Linked DNA regions of Mus musculus: region 2 is linked to region 1. Evidence: chromatin loops called from intact Hi-C (ENCODE). Cell type or tissue: left cerebral cortex. All regions are shown on one strand. Each heading gives the region's core, and the rest is flanking DNA. Links, peaks and the distances in the headings are about the cores only.

Region 1 (2,809 bases), core at 247-2,746:
TTCTATGGAGCTTATTGGCTGTCTAGCCAAACTGATGAACTCCAGGTTCATGAGGCCCTCTTTTTCAAAAACTAAGATCAAGTGTGGTAGAAGACATCTGAGGTTGACATCTGGGCTTTACACACATGAGCACACAAGGGTACACATGTACCTACCTGAAGTCACATGAACAGTTCATACACCCACCCAAACACACACTACACACATATACACAAATTTACTACTCAACTCATTGTCCTTTTAAATATAATTAAGTTCAAGTTCTGTGTGCACATGGAAGTCCCTTGCATTTAAAGAACTCAGCAGACCCCTCTTCCTCAGTGAACATTCTGAGCATGAGGACTGTGCTGTAGCTCTGTCATTGGCCAGACGGTGTAACAGAAACACAGAGATGAGTGACCTGCCTGGAGTTACAGAGCCCACCCACCAGTATTTCAGGGTGAATTTTAGGGTTCTGCCCCAAATTGCTGCCACCCTGAGTTGTGGATTGATTTTGGCTTGTTGGGAGAGCCCCTCATCACACAGCCACATGGATACTCACTGGCTTCTTCTTTAACTTTGTCCATTTCTGCCATCAGTGAAACTTCTTTGTCAATGATGCTAGGGAACAACAGAAACAAAAAGAACAAGAACTTAAAGTTAAACTTTTAACAAGTGATGGAAATACACACACACACACACACACACACACACACACACACACTAAATGATTTTCATTAACCCCAAATATTTTTGTGCAACAATGCCAGGAGAGCACCTTTTCTCTAAAACTGAAGCAACATGAGAGGGATGTTCCCCAAGGATAACACCGTGACATCTGCTGATTAACTCACTGTCTGCACATCTGAAAGGAAAAGGCCTTTCTGACTACCAGAACTGTACGGCGTTATATTTAAGTCAGAGTGTATTTTTTCTTTACACATTCCAAGGTTGCAAAACAATGATAAGTATTTGATAAGCTGACACTTAAATCATCATGGACTATCCCCAAATGTCTGTGTTCTTGTTTCTGAGATTCTAGCTGGGGATGGGAGGTGGGCCCAGTTCTGATGTAGTCGTTCCTAGGACCATACTTGGGCAAGCCTGCTTAAGGTTGCTGCCCCTGACTGCTCTGCAGTACAAGTGGATGTTCCCATATCCTCAGCACAGCAAGGTCATGGTGAACTTCTTCCAATATAGTTCATTAATTAAAACAATTATTCAAGTTTATTTTTCTCATTCCAGCCCCTAATCTCCCAGTTCTACTCTCTAAAAGCAACAACATAGCACAGAGACCTTTTCTATTCCCTTTCAGATGTGTCTGTAAAACCAGACATGAGCTTTAACTTTCAGTTGGTAACAAATTACCATCCATCCATGCATCCATGCATGCATCCATGCATGCATCCATCTATGTATCTATGCATCTCTTATCTATCTGTCTATCTATCTATCTATCAATCTATCTATCAATCTATCTATCTATCTATCTATCTATCTATCTATCTATCTAATCATCAATCTGTCATCTATTCCATCTATCACTTATCTATATATCTATTATATCATCAATTTGTCATCTATCTATTTCATTGATCATCTATTTATCATTTCTCTATCTTACTACCATCTATCTCAGTTATCATCTGTCATCTATCTTTCTATATGTACTATCTATCATCATTATCATCTATGCATGTACATGTGTATTTTCTCTATCATCTATCTATCTATCATCTATCTATCTATCTATCTATCTATCTATCTATCTATCTATCTATCTATCTATCTATCTATCTTATCACCTTACTATTATATGTTACTATGTATCATCTATCTTATCTATCTATCTATCTATCTATCTATCTATCTTAATCTATTTAATTTATCATCTATCTTACTCTTATCTATCTATTTATCTATCTTTAAACTAACCATCTACATACATACATATATACATCTGAAGTTTAAGGATTGCTGAAATTGTAAGCATATTACTTCATCACCTAAAACATTACTAATAGTTTAATGTTCCAGATATCTACTCAGGTTTCTACAACTGACCCCTAAATCTTTCCAAGACTTGTTCTTGTAACTGAATGACTCTTTTAAATGTCTTTAACCTACCATTTCCCTCTCATCTGCTTTCTCATTTCGTTTGCCATTTATTTGAAGGTACCAAATTGGCCTCAAAAGTTATTCAAAGCCTGAATTTTACTAATTACATCTCTATGGTTTCATTAAACCTACTCTTTATGCTTCCTATTAAATTATTGGATGTAGAAATTTGTTATGATTCAGGGTTGACTTTTTTAAACACAGGATACACTTAAAATATTCCTCCAGAAGACATCTCAAATCTGTGCTTTATTACTCAATAAAGACATATTGAGTACAAGACATTCTTCATTTTGTTATTAGTAATCATCACTGTCATTGTCCAGATCAACAAGGTTTGTAGGAAGTCTTTGATTTGTATGAGTCTCTCATTTATTTGCTGAGCTCTTTATTCAAAGAGAAACTTCATAGGCTTGGACTTAGTTCAGAGTTAGGGCACTTGGCTAACATGATCACAGCTCTGGGTTTAATCCCTATGGTGTCTGTCTCTGCCTCCTCCCCTCCTGTGTGTGAGAGAGAGAGAGAGAGAGAGAGAGACAGATAGACAGACAGACAGACAGACACACACACACACACACACACACACACAAAGACACAGAGAGAGACAAAGGGAGGTTGCAATTGTTAGGTTATCATTATGTATAGTTTGGATAGGTAAGGTACATGTTTGAGTTTTCTTAAATCTGTTTTCAAGCCAGTTAGGTCTTTAGCA
Region 2 (2,809 bases), core at 141-2,640, 150 kb after region 1:
TGGAGCAGGGCAGGCCGAGTCCGCGATCGGTTCCGCCGCTGTCCCCACCACCCGCCGGGGGAAGGCAAGGACCGCGACCTCCGCGTCCGGTCGGCCAAGCTCGGGCCACACCCAGTGCCCCGGGAGGCGGCCTTCGGGCGCTCGGCTGGTCGATCGCCCCCACCCTGGCCACGCAGGCCCTGGTGAGCCGCCCGACCCGGGGACCCGGGCTTACCTCGTTGCGAGCGCGGCTGCTCTGTCCCGGGCCGGGGCGCGGCGCTGGCGGCCCCTGCAGCGCGGAGAGCGAGCTGAGGGAAAGCGGCGGTAGGGCCGCTGGGCCGCTGGGCAGGCTGGATTCCTTCACTGCCTCAACTCCGCGCCGCCAGCCCCACGCAGGGACACTCCCGCCCGCGCAGCCGCCCCCTCCCGGCGGCCGCCCGCCCCTCCGTGTCACTCACCAGGAGCACACACCCCGCCGGCGCCCCTCGCTCGGGCTTGCACACACGCCGCCGATCACGCCTCCCTGGGTTTTGTATCCGCTCACACGCACGTTCTGACACGGATCCTGTCCCTCCACACGCCCTCCCTAGCTCCTTTCCCACCCTACTTTCTAGAAGAATCCCCCATACAGCTTCAGCACTTCATTGGCTTGCCCCGCACCAACCTTCTCCCCTTCCCCTCCAAACCTCCACCTACCCTAAACTGCCCACTACTGTCCAAACACTGGGTACTACCCGCGTGAGGAGCAAGAGAATCGCTCTTCCCTACCCAGGAAAACGAACTTTGCTGCCCCAGCACCGTCTGCAAAGGCGAGATGCTTCTCCGGACAGAAGGTAGTAATGCTTTCTGGGAGTGAGCCAAGCTCAAATGTAAACAAAGATAGCTTATTCGGAAAAGCCGCGGAAAATCAGGCCCTGGGATGAGCTCTGGGGGCTCAGCCCGACCTTTGAAATCAGACTGAGCTGAAGTGTTTTGGCTCCTCGTCTTCACTCCGGGTCTCACGCGGGCATCTAATCGTGCGTGATCACCCACTGAGCTGCCCTGAGCTACCCAGTGGCAGCGGCTGGTGATGTTTCTGCCTGGGAGTGCAGTAGTTGGGAGAGGAAAGGCAAGCATTATTCATGATGGACGCACTTTAGATCGCACACCTCTTCCAGAGGCAGCAGAGGGAAATGCAGGCTGCTCTCAGGTTTATTTTTGAAGGGTAACTTCCTAGCCGCCCTTTCTCTGAGCAGTAACTGTTCCTTGGGTGAGTGGGGTGGGGGGCTTCCTGGCTCTCAGCCCTCTACAAATATCAAATCAGTCGGTTTCGCCTCTCAAGCTCAGAACAGCGGAATTGTATTCCATTTAAGGGAGTCGTTATTTGAAACGAATTACACTTTCAGGTAACATTCGGATCTACAATACATCATAGCCCAGTTGACAAAGGTCACTCTGATTAAAAGAAGAGATGAAAGGAAATAACTCATTTTCTTACCTGACTGGGAGTTTTCTCCCACCCCATAGGCTGGATTGGTGAATGAGTGTGCTTTATTTAGTATCTGATCCAACCCTTCAGATAAACTCAGTGGGTAGGTATGTTTTTTTTTCGCTTATTTGCAAATAAAGAAAGGAGACAAAAAGTTAAATAGCTTGTCTAAGTTTTCAACTAGTAACTAGAGGAAGAATTTGAACCCAGTCTGGCCCAACCTTTGTGCAGACGGAAAAGCCAGCTTCTGTACAAGTCAAGGACAAATGCCACCCTATTGCTTATTGAATTTGAAAGAATTAATTAGTAACTTGGAATGATTCAACTTGGAGTGTGGTGCACATTTCAGGGCTTCTTGCAAAGTAAGTCGTTTAAGTTTTGAGCGAAGGTTCCCCCATGACTAGAATTCCAAAAACAAGTAATAAATTATCGTTTCCCTCAGGATGGGCTTTGGAAATAACATTGAACTCTGGCTTCATTCCTTTCTTCTACCACTTCATAACCTTCCTGGGACTCCAAATCCAACTTGCTTACTGAAGTCTGACAGAAAAAATGCTTTCAAGACCAGAGGGATGAAAGGGTTTTCAGAAGCCAGGCCTGGCCTTTTCATATTTGAGGGTGGCTTTCCAGTAAGTCATACCTATAATAATAACTGCTTTGTGGGCCAAGAGCAGAGAAGTCAAAACGTGGGACTGATGTAAAAACAGAGTAACAGTTACCGAAGGACAAACCTGACTCCAGCTCATCTCCAGGGCGTGGTGGCCCTGCCCAGAAAGGGCAACGGTCTGAAAACCCAAAGGAAACAATGCTATCTTTCAGGAGTTAGACCCGGCGTAGCAAGAGAAATCAGACTGCTGAACGTCTTATTGAGAGTTTCAAATCAAACTCAGACCTTTGATTGCTCAAAGTAATTTGGTTTGAAAAAAAGTAAAACCTTAAGGTTTAAAGCACTTGCTGAAATATCAGTAAAAGCGTCTTGCACATCAAATAACTAACAAGACAGCGTTTTGATGAGTCAAGAGTAAACAATCTTTAAAATCATATAAAATAGATCTGTACTAATATTACCCGGAAAGGTAAAAACCCAAAGAAATGGAATGTGAAAAAACAGCAACAACAAAACAAAACAAAAACAAAAACCAATTTGTGTTTTTAAGTAGATGTTGGAGAATTGTTTGAAAAAAGTACATTGTATGAAATGATAACCAAGAGTTTATGCCAGTATGATTCTCTTCAGAATTATTTTGCAAGATTATACTCATTTTACTGTTTGATTAACTAGATTTAAAAACTAGAGATCCCTTTTGTAGCAAACAAATGGCACAGCAGCAAATGTCTAAATATATAAGGGCAAAGTGTGTT

Evidence for each region. A loop is a pair of places that touch in the nucleus more often than their neighbours do. Peaks named below come from ENCODE experiments on the same cell type or tissue, not always from the same donor. Only the 100,000 strongest peaks of a DNase experiment are listed, where the experiment ranks them.
Region 2: a loop joins it to region 1, with 4 times the contacts of the local background. A loop is called at or near these places in 2 of 42 quality-filtered maps.

The regions. Positions count from the first base shown.
Region 1 is chr1:57,921,157-57,923,965 of GRCm38, reverse strand. It overlaps Spats2l (spermatogenesis associated, serine-rich 2-like), which reads right to left. Exons shown (of 14, transcript NM_144882.4): 10 at 542-600. Among named protein-coding and RNA genes, the nearest start is that of Kctd18, 48 kb to the left of the region's middle. In left cerebral cortex, for the core only: no CTCF peak of the experiment used is centred there; no DNase peak of the experiment used is centred there.
Region 2 is chr1:57,772,430-57,775,238 of GRCm38, reverse strand. Spats2l (spermatogenesis associated, serine-rich 2-like) reads right to left here and starts at 378. Exons shown (of 14, transcript NM_144882.4): 1 at 215-378. In left cerebral cortex, for the core only: a CTCF peak has its summit at 1,139; DNase peaks (open chromatin) are centred at 395, 784 and 1,069; H3K4me3 peaks cover 1,035 bases; H3K27ac peaks cover 974 bases.